Regions from separate parts of the Homo sapiens genome. Here region 1 is linked to region 2. A link is a loop called in an ENCODE intact Hi-C map of the cell type or tissue named here. Cell type or tissue: heart left ventricle. All regions are shown on one strand. Each heading gives the region's core, and the rest is flanking DNA. Links, peaks and the distances in the headings are about the cores only. Region 1 overlaps WDR3 (WD repeat domain 3). Region 2 holds the start of HAO2 (hydroxyacid oxidase 2).

Region 1 (8,341 bases), core at 222-8,221, 1.4 Mb before region 2:
TGGTCTCGATCTCCTGACCTTGTGATCCACCCACCTCGGCCTCCCAAAGTGCTGGGATTACAGGTGTGAGCCACCGGGCCCGGCCTAAACAAATATTTTCATTCATTCAGGCCAGGTGGCTTATAGGTTTCTGACTATAAGAAGAGGGGAAGAAACCTGGGGTCTAATACCTCAAATTTGAATGCTTGACAATCAAATTCCCATTTATTACTTACTGTACCTAATGTGGAGAAACTTTACGAGACATGAAGACTCCAAGTGTGGAGGAATAAATTGTAGAAGTTCTCTGGACCATTGGATTTTCTTTTCCCTGGGGAAAGTCTTTTGGTCGTTTATCATAATTGCTGCTTGTTAAAACAGGTAAAATACTTGTTAAGGGCTGTGCTTTTCATGACTAAATTATTTGCATATATAAACCTAAATAACATTTTAGAATCATAGAATTTCTTCTCTGGCAACATCAGTTCAATTTTAGGTAACTGTCTATCCAATGCAAATTCTGCATGCTCAGGCTTGGGGGTTAGAGGATGGATATGCCAATGTCTAGAATGTCTTCTGTTCTCCCTAGTGTACATTTCTCTCCTAACTGTGACTGGCTTTCTATAAGGAGCCATCAGTATGGTCAAGCCCCAAACCATATCTACATCAGATTTCATGCTTTTTTTTTTTTTTTTTGGTGGGGAGAGGGACAGATCATTGTTGACACTGTAAGTAAGTAGATAAAAGATCTGATAAGATTTTTTGCCCTTTATCTGTGTCTGACAGGTTCTCTCTAATCTATAAGCAGGGAAATAGAAAATTTATTATAAATACAAATGATTTCATTGCTATGATCAGCAGCAGTGACTCAGGTATTTGCATCTAATAACCTGTGTGGAGAGGGTAAGGGCACTTGATTTAGTTACCAGAGGAAAAAACTAGTTCTTTGGCTAGTTTCCTTCTGTCACAATGGAAAAACCCTGTCATTACTCAAAGGAAGAGAAAAAGGGAGGGGAGGAAGGTGAGAGGAAGGGAGAGAGACTTTCCCAGTGAGGACTTTCCTTTCCTATTTTATATTTTGCTCCATTGTACTTACTGCCATCATTGTTTATGGTTTACTTACTTTATGTATTGTCTGTCCTCCCACTGGAATGTAAGCTACATAAAGGCAGGCGTTTCGGCATCTTTGAAAGCATAAATGAACAAATGAACTAAACTTCATTTATTGACATCAGTGCTATCTGACACAAGTTCCTTTAACTTTCTCCTTCACCTCGGAATATCTGAATCATCAGCTATCTTCAGCTTCTCCCTTGCCAAGACTAACCCTTCAGCTCTGTTTTTTATTATTCTTTTGCCCTGTTTTGGATATTGCAGTTTCAATCACTTCTACTCATTCATATTTTTAATATATATCTTCTGCTCCACTCTCTTCAGCCTACAAACATGTAGGTCTACATTAAACTGAAAATCCTTCCTATATTCTGTTGCATCCTTGAGTAACATATTCTCTTGCTCTTTCCTTTAATAAATTTTCTTGAAAGAATATCCATAACTAATGTTTCTGCTTTCTTAATACAGTCATTCTTTACCTTTTGCAATTTAGTTTTTATCCCAACCAAATTTAACACTTTAAATCTGAATTTTCTTTGACATCTCAATAGCATCCGTCAATTGTGTCCGTCTTTTCCTTGAAATTCTTCCTAAGGCTTTTGAAGTATTTCACCATTTTCTAATTGCTGCTTTTGTCTCCACTGGCTCTTCTTCCTCCTGCTCCCTAAACCGACTCCAGATTTCTGTTCCTTGCCCATACATTCAGCCATCACCTCTGTGTAAACGATGCTTAAAATTATTATATCTCCAATTCTGACTTCTCAGTTGAGATCTAATATTACATATACATGATTCATTACCTCAGCCCAAAACTTTGAAGTTGAACTCGATGTCCTCTTTCTTCCATCCATCAATGGCTTCTACCTCAGATTTTGCAGTTTCCTTCCCCCACCATGTCTTTCATTCATGTCCCTCTTTTATGTTGACTGTTCCCCCACTCCCAGTTCTTGTCCTCACACATGGCCCATTCAGGTAGACTTCTAATGGTACTTTTACACATCCAGTTGTTCCCCTTTGACATGTCCTGCACAATAACCCTGGATTCATCTTAATAAAGATATGCTGATCATGTCACCCACAGGGTCAGGAATCTGCAGTGGTTCACTGCTGCTTAAATAATAAAATTCAAGCCAAGGATTTAAGATCTTTCATAACTTGACTCCAACCTACTTTCCCACTATATTCCTAATACTCAAGCTTTTGGCAAGTTGAACTCCCTGCCAATCATCCCAAACACCTGGAGCTTTCCTGTTGCCATGGTTTTGTTCATTATTTTTACTTAAAGTTCCCGTCAATCAAGTTTTCACATTCTATAAGATCCAGCTCAAAAATCAAATAAATAGAGAACTGTAACACAAGCAGCACACAATTCATGCCACTGGAGAAAGTACAAAATAGAAATAAAATGTGAAGACTTTATTTCTGCTACAAATTATATAATACCTTTTAAGACAGAGTCCAATTATCCATTTTTATATATGATAAACTATTTTATACAGTACCTTGGAGGTAATAGGTTCTTGATATCTATCTAATATCTGTTTGGCTGAAGACACTGATAAGGAGGAATGCATGCATAATTCAGTGAATACCCAACCTTTATAATAATAAGGTATTTCCTATCCTTCCATAAAATTATAATTTTTTTGTGATAGATACTTGCTGTTTTATTATTCTGTCTGATATTCCGTAGATAGCCAATAACATTTACATTTATTCAATCTGAAGTTACTGCACATATACTATGTGTCAGGTATTTTTTTAGATTTGGCTAGGTGCTTTCAAAGATGAATGAAGATGCTCTTTGTCTTAATAAATTTAACTCTGATTTTGAAGATAGAATTAATAAAGTAGAGATGCATTTTGACTTCCATGTTTTCCTCACTCGTGTAATTTCTGCACTATATATGATTACTCAAGTTGAACTTTAAAGGATATTTGCTTCCACAGGTAGGAACAGAACCTCATGCTCTGTCATAATCTCGATATTGTGAGAGATGTGTGCTGATCCCTTGGCCCCATCCTCTCCAACAGCTGTGGCAAATAACTCTATATTCAGTTCTGTCTGCATACCAGCTGCCACCTATAAGACACAAGGTAGCTTTAGGACCAGACAACTCTGAGTTCAAACCTTGCTTTTAATAATATGAATTTGAGCAAGTTACTTAAACTCTCTTACCTTTGGTTTCTTCATCTATAAATTTGGCACTAACAAATGGTAGTTATTATAAGCATTTAGCGGAATTACTTCATAATGAAGGTAGAATTCCATTAAGTAAAGGGGAGCCAGGGTAAATTGTTGAAGGGGCAAACCAGGTGCTATTTAGGAAAAAGCATAAGGAAGCTAAATGCCAGGTTATTGGAAGTGGAACTGAAGGCAAAATTTTGCAATACTCCTAATTGTGCTAGTTTTTGAATGTCGGTAGTGACTTTCAGTAGTGAAATCTGCAATAGCGGCTACTGCAGACAAAGATAAATTTAATCTAATATAAATATAAATCAGGAGGCTGAGGCAGGAGAATTGCTTGAACGCAGGAGAATTGCTTGAACCCAGGAGGCAGAGGTTTCAGTGAGCCGAGATCGCGCCACTGCACTCCAGTCTGGTGACAGGGCAAAACTCCATCTCAAAAAAAAAAAAAAAAAAAAAAATTCATCTAACAGACTTGGTGACTACCATAACTTTCCTACCCTGTTCCTTGCAGGGGTGTCCAATATTTTGGCTTCCCTGGGCCACATTAGAAGAAGAAGTATTGTCTTGGGCCACACACAAAATATACTAACAATAACGACAGGTGATGAGTTTAAAAAAAAATCGCAAAAAAATCTCATCATGTTTTAAGAAAGTTTAGGAATTTGTGTTGGGCTGCATTCAAAGCCGTCCTGGGCCATGGGTTGGACAAATGTGACTTTAGGGTATTCCTAATGCAGGATGCATAAAATAATGAAACCAGTAGAGGGAGATAAAATTAGTTTAAATGCCCAACTGCTTAGTTTGAAAACCCGTGGAAGAGGATTGCACCAACAAAGAAGAAACCTGATACAGAAGGAAGAAGGAACACAGCAAGGCATGGGCGTCTTGCCTTGTTCTTTGAAAAGAACACTAGCCAGCAAAGAGAGAGCTATTTATGTTTCTAAGTTGCCTCTCCAGGAGGTGGGTTAAAAAGCAGACTTGGGAACAGTTATCTAGAAAAAAATAAATCTGAAACTACCACATGAAAAGCAATTAGATACAAATGGAATGTTTTCTTCAATATAGTTTTATAAATAGTAGAATTGGAAAATGTTTCACAGTTTTTTCAACAATGTACTTGTGAGCATATGCATACTGGAGGATATCCAGCAGCAGACCCTTCTCCTCCAAGTCCAGCAGTTGGAGCAGGGCTGGGTAATGATGAAATTCAGCATGAAGAGAGCTGGAATACTGCCATCATACAGGTTTGCCCAGGCTTTGAGCAGATTCATTTAGTGTTGGCAACTAACCAAGCTGAACGGTGGTTAGATTTACATATGGGGAAGTCTACAGATTATATTTTTTTTGCCAGAGCCAAAACCTACTATCAAAAACTTAAAAAAATAAACTAAAAAAACCTTATGGTATAGAGTGAGCTTCAAAGACTACGTGCTGGGTTTTTAGTACCTATAAAAGTTGATCCAACAGCCATTTTGGCTTTTGGCATAATCCCTACTTTAAATTAAAATGAGATTTGCTAACTTCCCAGAACAGTGGAAGAAGGGCTTGTTTTGATTTTTGTCTTTTGCTTTATGTTGTGAAGGTTCTGAAATCTTGACACAGTACAGTGATGAATTACTTCAGGAGAGTACTCATGAATTAGTGGATATAATCCCAAAATGTTTCTGTTTGGAGTTTCAGCCTGTATAATACTGTTTTCTATAGAGCATATTACAGCTAGAAGGGGCTAAGAAATAATCTGGTCTGAACTTTACAGATGAGGAAAACAAGGCTCAGAGCATTAACTGAACTGCTTGATGGCATAGTCGTGACAAGAAGCCAACTGACTTGGTGCTACACCAAACCAACCCTTCTGTGTGAGCCTATAACTGGGGCTGCTTTAAGAGCTTCAGACTCAGGGAGCATTGGGTGCTTGTTAACAGGACTGGATACTTTTGTGCACTGTTCTCACAGGCCTATGCACTCTTCGCATCTGTGATGAATGGGTCATACATCTGCCAGACTAACTCACTTCATTCTGTCATTCAATCACACCTCTCTTGAGTACCCACTATGTGCCTGGCTCTGTAAGCTGCTTACGTGTCTTACTCATTTTTAACATCCTCTGCGCCCTGACCACTTTAAATGGCATATGGGAGGAACTCAAAATTTGCTGAGTGAAGTATGAAGTAAAAGGGGTGTTAAAGCAGTCAGATGATGCACTGATAAAGACAAATGTGACTTTATTTAAGATGAACTTACGTTTACATCATCCTATATTTCTGAAATTATAATTTAAAGTGAGAATATGCTATTAATATGCATTTTTTTTTACTAAACATGCCATTTTGGAGGATGTATCAAATAAAGTCAGAACAGGTTGACATTTTGTATTTTGTATTTTCAGAGATCTTTGGAGAAATGAGGCAATTGATGAGTTTAATAAATACGATTTCTTGGTTGGGCGCAGTGGCTCATGCATGTAATCCCAGCACTTTGAGAGGCCAAGGCGGGTGGATAGAGAGGCCAAGAGTTCGAGACCAGCCTGACTAGCATGGTGAAACCCTGTCTCTACTAAAAATACAAAAATTAGCCGGACGTGGTGGCATGCGCCTGTAATCCCAGCTACTCAGGAGGCTGAGGCAGGAGAAGTGCTTGCACCCAGGAGGCAGAGGTTGCAGTGAGCTGAGATCATGCCATTGCACTCTGACCTGGGTGACAGAGTGAGGCTCTGTCTCAAAATAAATAAATAAATAAATATAAATAAACAAATATGATTTCTTAGTATGGCATTAAATAATATTCTCTGACAAATACCAAGAGAGCAAACCAGATTTACGTAAAATATGAAGAACGGAATAATTATTTTTCACTTCGCATAAGGATTTACTTTTTGAAAAGGTAGTTTTTATACAATGGTAAATAACTGTAATATTGGGACAAGTGAGGTGAGCTTCAGAATTGTTTCTATAGCTGGCAGTTTAACTCTGTTTATGCATTGGATTGGTCTCATGGTTACTACATGGAATGAATGCCATCAAGCCACATACTGTATCACTACGAGAAATCTTTTGCTTATGATATTAAAAACAGTAGACTTATACATAGTTTAAAAGGAATGGGCAGAATGGTTTCAAAGCCCACTTCACTGGAAACCTATACATAGTCACTTGCATGCACGCAAGCACACACAACAGATGACATATAGGACTTACAGGTCCAGGTTTGTAAGTCACTTTCAGTCCTGTGCTGGGTGGGGGCTGCTTTACTTTAAACCTACAAGGCAGAAAGATAAAAATAAATTTATGACATAATGAAACCCATGAGCAATGAATAAGCTGGGATGTTATAAAATAAGGAAGGTGTTAATATTTGCTACACAGGAGCCGGGGGTCCATACCATTAGAAAAACAACTTTAATATTCAATTGGGAGAAGAATCTGGGGCCCATTTCACAACTGCCTTTCCAACAGTTTTCATCAGCGTAAAACGGGCTCCAACCTGAGTTTCAACCCTTTGTTACTGGTTGCTGACGAGCAGCCCAGGCTTGGGCAGTGGGACTGTTTGGCTGGTGCGTGCATTTCAGCGTAGCTGCCAGCATGAACGCAAATGCTGGCAGCCGGGTCATTAAGTTGAAGAATAAAGGCTCTTTTGGAAGGCAGTGGAGCATGGGAGCCAGCCTTGCTCTGTCTTGGTATGGGGTTTGCATGTTTGAGGAGAGGAGAAACAGAAAGGCTCAGAAGATGTCGAAGAACTTGAAAAGCTCCGAGCTCACACATGGTGCTTATTGATCTCTCTCCCTTCCTGTGGTTTGTGGGGTCTGCTTGAAGGTTAAAGACCTGGAGTAAATTAAAATGCCAAGGAAAGCCTGCCTCCACTCTGACCCCAACACTGCTTCTTCCTCCATCAACCTTGCTGTCTGCTCTATCGTGGCTGAATTAACAAGCTGAGGAGTGAAATCTCCAAAACTAAAATTTTATACTGGAGCGACAGGACCCGCACGAATGAGTTTTATTAGTTCGAGGTTGACTGTCTATTTCTTCCCACCCACTTTGTTGGCAACAACCTAAAAAACAATCGTGTGATTTGGTGGCCTGAGTTCCACATCAGATTGTTTCTCAGGAAGCAAAGGTTATTCCTGAAGCTGGGGATTTGCCTCAACTGAAATAACTGAAATGGGACAGGGATCTTTCAAACTGGATGCTTCTATCGTTTTTTTTTTATCTGATTTCCAATCATCAATCCAGAATCACAAACATTCTTGAAGGACTTACCACTCAACTCTGAAAATGGCTGCAACTGAAATAAACATATATTCCATTTTAATGGAAGTAATACCCATGCTTATGTTTAATTCAAGATACAATAGTGGACATTTTGTAATTGGGAATGGTTTGGTAGAGGTATATGGTTTACCGATCCAATGGAAAGGTTTGAAATTTCACACAAAACAAAGCATTAGTAAAGCAAAGTATATGGTGGGACTCAGGAGATCTGAAGTCTGGCCTCTGCTAGCTGACAAGATGTTACAACAAGTTACACAGTTTCTCCTTTTATAGTAGTCTCTAAGGTCTTTCCCTCCATTATGCAGAAACAATGTAATTAAAAGCACCTTTCAGATCATAATGTGCAAACAAACATCAGCTAGTATTATTATAGTTAGTGGATTTGAGAAAAAGACTTTCAATTATTGTGCATTAGTTGCTGTAACACTTTTGTACAACCTCCCCCTTTTTTTCCACTAGTAGAAATCAGGATGTGAGTTGCTTTTACCAAAGTATGAATAATGATGACTAGGAGGGCAAGGAAGTATCTACCATATAATTGGAACCCGATAAACACTCACTGATTTGTTGATGAATGAATGAATGAGTTAGTGTGTAAATGACTGAATGAATAATGTGAAGATTCAAGGAGTAATTACAGTTCGGTTCAATAAACATTTATTGATGGAGGTGACCAAAGACAAGTCACAGGGTAGGGAAAGGTAACCTGAGCAGACCTTTGGTCCCTTGGCCTCACCTGCAGAAGTCCACTCCAACATTCTTGAGCTTTACAACTGTGGCATAGGTATGTCCT
Region 2 (8,341 bases), core at 277-8,276:
AACATTAGGCTCCTTGATACTTATGCAAATTTCTGCAGCGGGCTTGAATTTCTCCTCAAAAAAAAAATTCTTTTTTCTCCTGCATTATCAGGCTGCAAGTTTTCTGAACGTTTATGCTCTGTTTCCATTTAAAAATGAAATGTTTTTAACAATACCCAAGTCACCTTTTGAACGCTTTGCTGCTTAGAAATTTCTTCCACAAGATACCCTAAATCATCTCTCTCAATTTCAAAGTTCCACAAATCTCTAGGGCAGGGGCAAAATGCCACTCGTCTCTCTGTTAAAACATAACAACAGTCACCTTTACTTGAGTTCCCAACAAGTTCCTCATCTCCACCTGAGACCACCTCAGCCTGGACCTTATTGTCCATATTGCTATCAGCATTTTGGGTAAAGCTATTCAACAAGTCTCTAGGAAGTTCCCACATTTTCCTGTCTTCTTCTGAGCCCTCCAAACTGTTCCAATCTCTGCCTGTTACCCAGTTCCAAAGTCGCTTCCAGATGTTTGGGTATCTTTTCAATAATGCTCCACTCTACTGGCACCTATTTATTGTATTAGTCTATTTTCATGCTGTTGATAAAGTCATATCCGAGACTGGGAAGAAAAGAGGTTTAATTGGACTTACAGTTCCACATGGCTGGGGAGTCCTCAGGATCATGGCGGGAGGCAAAAGGCACTTCTTCTTACATGCGGGCAGCAAGAGAAAATGAGGAAGAAGCAAAAGCAGAAACTCTGATAAATCCATCAGATCTCATGAGACTTATTGACTATCATGAGAATAGCACAGGAAAGACTGGCCCCATGATTCAATTACCTCCCCATGGGTCCCTCCCACAATAGGTTAATATTAGGTTGGTGCAAAAGTAACAGTGGTTTTGCCATTAAAAGTAATTAATGCAACCTTGGGTTGTTGGGAATTCTGGGAGATACAATTCAAGTTGAGATTTGGGTGAGGACACAGCTAAACCATATTAGGCTCTAAATGGGAGTCAGTGGTGCCCATATGAGGAAGGGACTGAGGGTCTCACTAGACTTTTATAATATAATAAAGCTACCCCCAGTGAAGCTGATTGTACCAACATAAGCTGGTGTGCTCACTTGGAGTTCAGCTGCTGGATATGTCAACGTCCTTGAGAGTTCAAAAATGTAAACATCAGTCCAAGAACCAAAGATGCCCTGACCTTTGCATTAAGTTGGCCATACCCTTCCAGAGGAGACCATGGTAGAAAGCAGAGAGAGCAGGGTGAGACTGGGCAGAGATGGGAATGAGTAATGCTGACTGCATCCTGCCCCTCCTTCTTTGAGAATTCAAGTTTTAAAATCTGTTCTCTAATTCCACAATAAACAATCATCATGCACCTACTATGTACCAGGCTCTGGGCCGGGCAGTGGGATTCAAGAATGAATACAACATGGCTCCTGGCCTCAAGGAACTCAAAGTCCTGAAAAAGCCACACTGTAATGACAAGCCGCAATACCGTGTGACAAGTTTCTCCCTCTCTCTCTCTCTCTCTCTCTCTCTCTCTCACACACACACACACACACACACACACACACACAGCCAGCTCTGCCCAGTGGCACTGAGGAAGGTTTCATGGATGGAGAAACACATCAACTGAGTCCTAAGGATGAGGAATGATTAGTATGTTCCAGAATGAAGGAACAGCAAGTACAAAGCAGAAGCTTTTTAAAAAATGTGTTTTGATGTAGGCAGAGGCAAAAGTCCCCCAGTGGGCTGTTAGAACTTTCTTGAAGACTCAGAGAGTCTTGAAGAGTTCCTTACCAGCTTAACTACTGGCTTCCCACTCCCTGCTGAATAAACTCTTGGTTCAGCAGGCCTGAGGCCTTGGCTATATACCCATACCCCAGTTCATGTAACAGCAGGACCTGTGGGCTCAGTTTCAGACCCAAGGACTAGGGCTAGTAGAAGAAAATATAGTTCAATTTATGTGAAAGGGCCAGCTGAAATATCTGTCATTCTGGCAGTGTTCCCTGGTCACCCTAGCCAGAAGCCATCTTGCCCTCCTCTGGTCTCCTATTGGCAACTCTTTGCAGTATTAATTAAAAGCACAATAGTTAAATGTGGACTCTGGGGCCAGAATGCCTGGCTTTGAATTCCGGAATGCCTGGCCTCCACCTCCATATCTGTAAAACAGAGATAAAAATGATCCCCACCTAATGAGTGAAGAACTGCTAAACCCTTAATACACTGCTTGGCACATAGTAAATGCTCTGTAAGTGTTATTAATTACTATTATTGAAAATAATGCAACCATTTCTTGAGCATTTATTGGTACTAAGGGCAATGCTAGGCCGTTTACATGCCTTATCATTGCTCGGCACAGGGTGCTGAGTGTCTGAGCACAGAGGATGTTACAATATTAGGTGACTTTAGGGAGCACATTGTTGCTTTCTGAGTAGAAGAAACTTTCTCTCCTGCTGAAGCCACCTAACTCACAGTAAGTTGTGTTTGATCCTGGATCAACATAAATGCCTTGAAGAATACACACTGTCTCCAAGATGCCAGGGACTCTCACATCAACAGGCTGTTGACAGTGGATCCCACAGCATTTCACACATAGGCACCCATGTCCTCAACCCCGGATACCCAGCAGATTCTGAAATCCTGATTGTTTTTCCTGTGCCCAGCAACTGACTTTCTCCATGATCTTGGGAAGGTGTACAATCCCAGCTCTAGCTACCTAACTCATCTTCACATCCAGAAACCCCGCTTCCTCCAGTCAGATCTGATCTATGTAGCAAGCTCAGCAGCTAGAGGGACACACTTCCTTCCTACTTTAGACCCTATAAAGCGAACACAAACAATGCAGCCCTATGACAGAAGTCATTGGCCTTGGACTAAGGTCTTCAGCAGGCTCTCTTTCAGGTTTTCTTCCCATCTCTTCCAGTAACTGACTCTGCAGAGCTGCCCCCATCCACCGGGTAGCCATTACAAAGAGGTTCACAGCCTATAAGGGGCTTGGTGGCTGCAGAAATACGCAAACTGTCTTTAGTTTGACTTAGCCATCTATGACTGGTTTGGCTTCAGTTTGCAATGACCCAAGTTTGCATTAATTACTTTCAATAGCAAAACCACGGTTACTTTTGCACCAACCTAATATTAACCTGACCACAGCACCAAAGTGTTCATCTTTAACCCTGATGGGCTTGAGCACAGACTGCAAAGTCCTGGGCTCATCCTGACTTCCAGAATTACCTCAGGAAAAATAGATGGCTGGATTAGGACAGGACCACAGTGATCAGGAGGACTTAGCATGTTTTTAATCCCCTCCATTAAGAAGAATTTTGGCATTCTATTCTACTGTGAAACTACATTTGCTTTCTAAGAGACTAGGTCATGACAGCTCAAGAATGACCCGACATTTCTCTTCATCCAAAATAAGCAGGCATATTGCTCAATGGGTACCCTATGACCACCTGAATAAAACCAATATCTTTTCATAACCTCATCCTGAAACATTCTCCAAGCCTGCTGGTGGGTCCAAAGCTGGTCTGTCTTATCCATGGACCCATTCTCTGGAATTCAAGAGGTGCTGCAAAAATGCTGCCTCAAATAGCTCTGCCTGTGGCCCTATATCCCCTATTTGAGATTAGTTCACTTAGGTGCAAACATTAGAGGCTGATATTAGAGTGTGTTACCTTGTAGAGATGATGTTCTTTAACTCAGTGCAATCATCAGATTTAAAAGGTCTCCAAGAAGGTCATTATTTCAAACTTGAGAATCTCTCATGAGAAGCTCTACTGTTCTTTCTATCTACTGCCAGCATCTTTTAAGTATTAACTCACTTACTTCTCATTACAGTGTGGGAGGTATTATGAGGAAACTGAGGCACAGAGAATTTAAGTAACATGTGGATGTTAGTGAGTGAGTGGCTGCAGTTTGGAGCTTGAGCACCATGTTCCAGTGTGTGCTCATCACCAGGCTTCCTTCTGGAAGGGAGAGACAGAGTCGGAGTCTGGAAAACAGCAAGGGAGGGTCTGGATCAGGGGACTGTGAGCAGGCCAGGTGTTGTGAGAGCTGACCGAGGACATGGCCTAGAGGCTGATTATGGAGATTGTGAAAATTGCTATGGAAAAGAAATTTCCAGAACCCAGATTTTGGCTACTTTTGAAAGCATTTTTGAGGTAATACTGTCCTCTAGTGGCTAGATAGCAGGTAGGGATTACCCTCCAAATAAATAGCCAATGAGCCTTGAGTGGAGATGGTATGACAAGTCAGTGGTAAATTCATCATTTTGCTCTCTAACTACAGGTTCTAAAGGAAAGGCAAACCCCACTGCTATGGTCATCGGTACAGCTCAGGATTTCGGCCTCCTCTGCTCCGTGTGTTGGCTACAGGCTAGGTTCAAATCCCAATTCTGCTCTTTACTGCTGAAAGGCTTTGGGCATGTTCGTTAATCTCATTTTCTCTTCTGAAAAAGAGACAATCTTGAAAAGATTGACCTTCCGTGAAGATCAAATGAAGTAATGCGTGTAGTGTGTCTGGCACGTCGTAAGCGCATCACACACGTGAGCTGTGGCAATACTAAGGAGCAGTGGCAAGAGCTGGGGGAGGAGTGGAGACGAACAGACCTGGACAAATTAGTGACCTTTCTGGGACCCCTACAGAACTCTTCTGGAGAAATTAATTCTATTTTTCCATGTACTTTTAAGTTTGCTTTTCCTAGCATTTCTTCTACATTCCTGAATAATTTTCCACTCAAAAATTTCACTGGTTCTCCCTGACTCCCATATTAATCTAGACATAATTACTTCCCCAGAACAGTTCTGTGGGCAGGGAGGGCTCTACACTATGCACCCTCCAAAATCCCCAAAGCTCGGACCGTCCTGGCCTGGGTCCCCACTGCTGTCCTGCCCATGGGCTCCCAGGCTGTGCTTGCTCTTCTCCCACCCCAACCCCATCACCACAAAAAGCCCCTCCTCCAACCCGGGGACTTTTGTAATTTCCTACCTGAAATCATCCACTCCCTACCTCTAACAATCTGTGATGAGCAGAGGACAACATCAAGTTTGAATTTAGAGGTAGGGAATGGGTGATTTCAGGTAGGAAATTACAACTTCACTTTGAAGTTTAATTTTGTAATAAACTTCACTTAATTTTGAAGTAAATTTGCAAAGTCAGCAAAATTCTTTCAAAGTCAACCTTGCTCTGGCCTAGTTGCTTATTTACTGCTAAGCTGGATGTTTTCATTAAAAGATTAACTTTGAGACTTCAGCCTCTTCTTTAGCCTGAACTGTGGGTAGTGATGTGGTGTGTTTCCTAACACCTCCGGCAGTGAGCCAGGCTTTGAGTGGCTGCGTCTAAACACTTCTTTCCCTGAGGACTGGAAGACATTAGAATAAGGTTTGTCATTGAGTGTGTTCTGTGTGCTTGGAACTGAGAAGGGTGATGAAGTGCCAGATAGGATGGGAATGGAAGATATCGTGGAAGCCAACTATGAGTTTGCAAGGCAAGGACCTTGGCAAAGATGGTCCTAGGGAGACAGGTGTTAGGGAACTCAGAGGGCATGGGCAAAGGAAGATTTGGTTTCAAAAAGGATACAGACAGAGAAGGTTAAGTCTAGGAAGTTGAGTCTTAGAATTGTATGGTGGAATATTCGTGGGTGTCCATAGGAGGAAAAATGGGTTAAAATGTTTTCACTTGACAGCGTTCTGAAAACCTAAAAGGTATTGCTATTGCCTTCAGGGATATATTTAGTATTCTGACCACTGCTTCCCGGCCACAAGCAAAAGAAAACAGTGACATGGCTATGCTCCTAAAAAAGTAAAGAAGTTAATGTGTCTCAAACAATGTAGTTCCTTTGAGCAATAAGCTTATTTGGAACAAATGGGTTACAAAGTCCCACTAATGAAGAGCCTCTGATTGTGTTAAGTTGAATCTACAGATCAACCTGCGGAGAACTGCCAAGAACGCTAATGAAGACAGGGAGGTACTGGTATAAAGATAGATAACAGATCAATGGAACAGAATAAAGCGTCCATTAGCAGGAAGCAAAATCCGCAAACTTTTATTCTTAACTACTACTATATTCTGCATTTTACAAGATCCTTCAATTCTCACAAGATCCCTATGAGATAGACAGTAATAACCTAATTTAAAGATAGATGAGAATTGGAGCTTGTCTAGAATAGATTGAGTGGAACATCACTTGTGGTATATCATTTGAGAGGTAATGGGAATATTGCCAAATTCCCAGGTAACTCTCCCCTCAAAGGGACTCCTGTTGTACTCTAAATCGTATCAGCTATCAAATGATGAGCTATGAAAGTCTGTCTTCTTCGACTGTAAGCTTCTTGAGAGCAGAAACTGATGTGATAAAGGTCCCCCCCCATATCTCTAGTGTTTAGCATAATACTTTGATATATTATGTTAAATCAGGCTATGTTATAGTAAAGAATAAACCTTAACAACTTAGTGAGATAACACATAAATATTTATTTCTTCCTTACACAATATCAGCTGATCTCCAGGGCTACCCTTTTCCAAATGGCGTTTTGGGAATCCAAGTGGCCTTTCTCTTACAGCTTTGCCTTCTTGAGGATGGAGGATCGCTGTAGAGGAGGAAACAAAGCTGGAGGGTCACATACCAGCTCTTCAATCCTTGGCCTAGAATTCACACCTGCTATTCCCACTCCCAGGCCATTGGCCAGAAGAACTAGTCACAGAGCCATGCCTGTATTTAAGCAACAGCGAAATGTTAAGCATGTGGGGAGCAGTATATGCCTCCGCCACCCTGGCTGAGAGTGTGTGTCAATAAACCTTCTTGGATAAACTAATGAGTAAATCTGACAGAGGGTTTAAATTATACTATGACAGAAATACTCAAATCCTGAAGCAGCTTTCCACTTCCAGAGCCTCAGATGAAATCACACATGTCATCAACAGGAGGAATAATGAACATGGAGCTGCCTTTATTAACAATCTAGTCTATACAAGGCACTGTTCTAGAAATTTCAAAGGGGCCATACTGCTTAGTCCTCATGGCAGCCCTATGGGATGGATGTTAATATTCTCCTTTAACAAATAAATTTTGCACAGAACCGTGGTGAGCCAGTAGTAGAGCTGAGATTTCAGCCTATGTTTGCCAAGTGCCAAAGCTTATAATATAGTCTGTCTTCTCTACTCCACTGACTCCCTCAGTCATTAGTTCCTTGGGCACAGTTGATCGGTGGAAAGCAATGGCCTTCAGAAACACAGTCTGGGTAGTTGCCGTAGACAGAGAAGCCAGGAGGAAGGCAAAGAGAGAAAAAACTGCACTCCATAGCTGGGCTCTTCCATCCCCAACTGCTCTGCCTTTTCTCCTCTCTCTCCTGCTACAACCCAGTGATTGCCACTGTGAGATATAGGTACACCTGCAAGACCTGAAGTCACTAGTGGACAGAGTAGACGTCAGAGCCTGTTTTGGAGCTTTGTGTGAATTCTGATGTCTGTTTTGCACATTCTATCCTTGTTGAGCAGATGAAGAGGCAGGTGCAGTGATCTCACAGTGTCACATAGAACTCCTTTCCCAATGGCCTGGATTTTGTGGGAATTGACCAAGCTCATTTTATGCAACTCTCTGACCATTCAGAACAGAGACTTAAATGTCTCCCCCATACCAGTAACACTCCATACTGGCTCAAAGACATTGGAAACAAGTCAGAAGGATTCCAGGTCAGGCTTTGCCATTTCTGTTGCATTAGCTTGGATACTCACGTGAATTATCCGAGCTTTAATGTTTTTATCTATAACATGGGGCTCATACATACACTCTCTGATTGCCCACTGGATTGTTGTAAGCACCAAATGGAATAACGTATAGAAGAGTGCTCTGTAGACTGTTAAGACAGATTTAAACATAAGAAGTTATTTTTTAGTGATTGGCTGAATAATTAAGATTTTTTTTAACTTTCTGATTGAGTTATGATTTTTTGAGGGAAGAAAGCAAAGTTGCATATGTCCATGACATTTTAATCCTCTAAGGTCCGTGCCAACTCTGTCATTCCATAAACCACACTTGGCTGTGCCCATTTTCTTCTTTCTATAGTGCTTAAGAGCCAGGCCACTGGAATCGTGACACATTACTAGATATGTAATATTGAACAAAGTATTTTAACCTCTTGAACTTCAGGTTTCTCACCCGTGAAATGGGGATGATAATATTTGTGTTGAACATTTCCACAAGGATTAAAACAGTCATGCATGTAAAGCAATTTACACAGTGCATGGTACATCATGGAGTACTTGAAAAATGGTTGCAATATTATTGTCGTTATTATTATTCATATTAAGGAACCATCATGCTGCCTCCAGGGCTCTTTGCATAATCAAATTATTCC

Evidence for each region. Hi-C counts contacts between places; a loop is a spot of excess contacts. Peaks named below come from ENCODE experiments on the same cell type or tissue, not always from the same donor. Only the 100,000 strongest peaks of a DNase experiment are listed, where the experiment ranks them.
Region 1: it touches region 2 in a loop (6-fold over the local background); 2 of 110 quality-filtered maps call a loop at or near these places.

What each region holds. Positions count from the first base shown.
Region 1 is chr1:117,963,579-117,971,919 of GRCh38, forward strand. WDR3 (WD repeat domain 3) reads left to right here. Exons shown (of 27, transcript NM_006784.3): 27 at 1-2,965. SPAG17 (sperm associated antigen 17) reads right to left here. Exons shown (of 49, transcript NM_206996.4): 45 at 8,285-8,341; 46 at 6,478-6,538; 47 at 3,031-3,175; 48 at 221-360. The coding sequence ends at 221. Among named protein-coding and RNA genes, the nearest start is that of WDR3, 38 kb to the left of the region's middle. In heart left ventricle, for the core only: a CTCF peak has its summit at 4,029 (motif pointing right); no DNase peak of the experiment used is centred there.
Region 2 is chr1:119,363,537-119,371,877 of GRCh38, forward strand. It overlaps HAO2 (hydroxyacid oxidase 2), which reads left to right and starts at 5,249. Exons shown (of 8, transcript NM_016527.4): 1 at 5,249-5,366. HAO2-IT1 (HAO2 intronic transcript 1) reads left to right here and starts at 5,410. Exons shown (of 2, transcript NR_046780.1): 1 at 5,410-5,472; 2 at 6,548-6,795. In heart left ventricle, for the core only: a CTCF peak has its summit at 4,160 (motif pointing left); no DNase peak of the experiment used is centred there; H3K27me3 peaks cover 463 bases.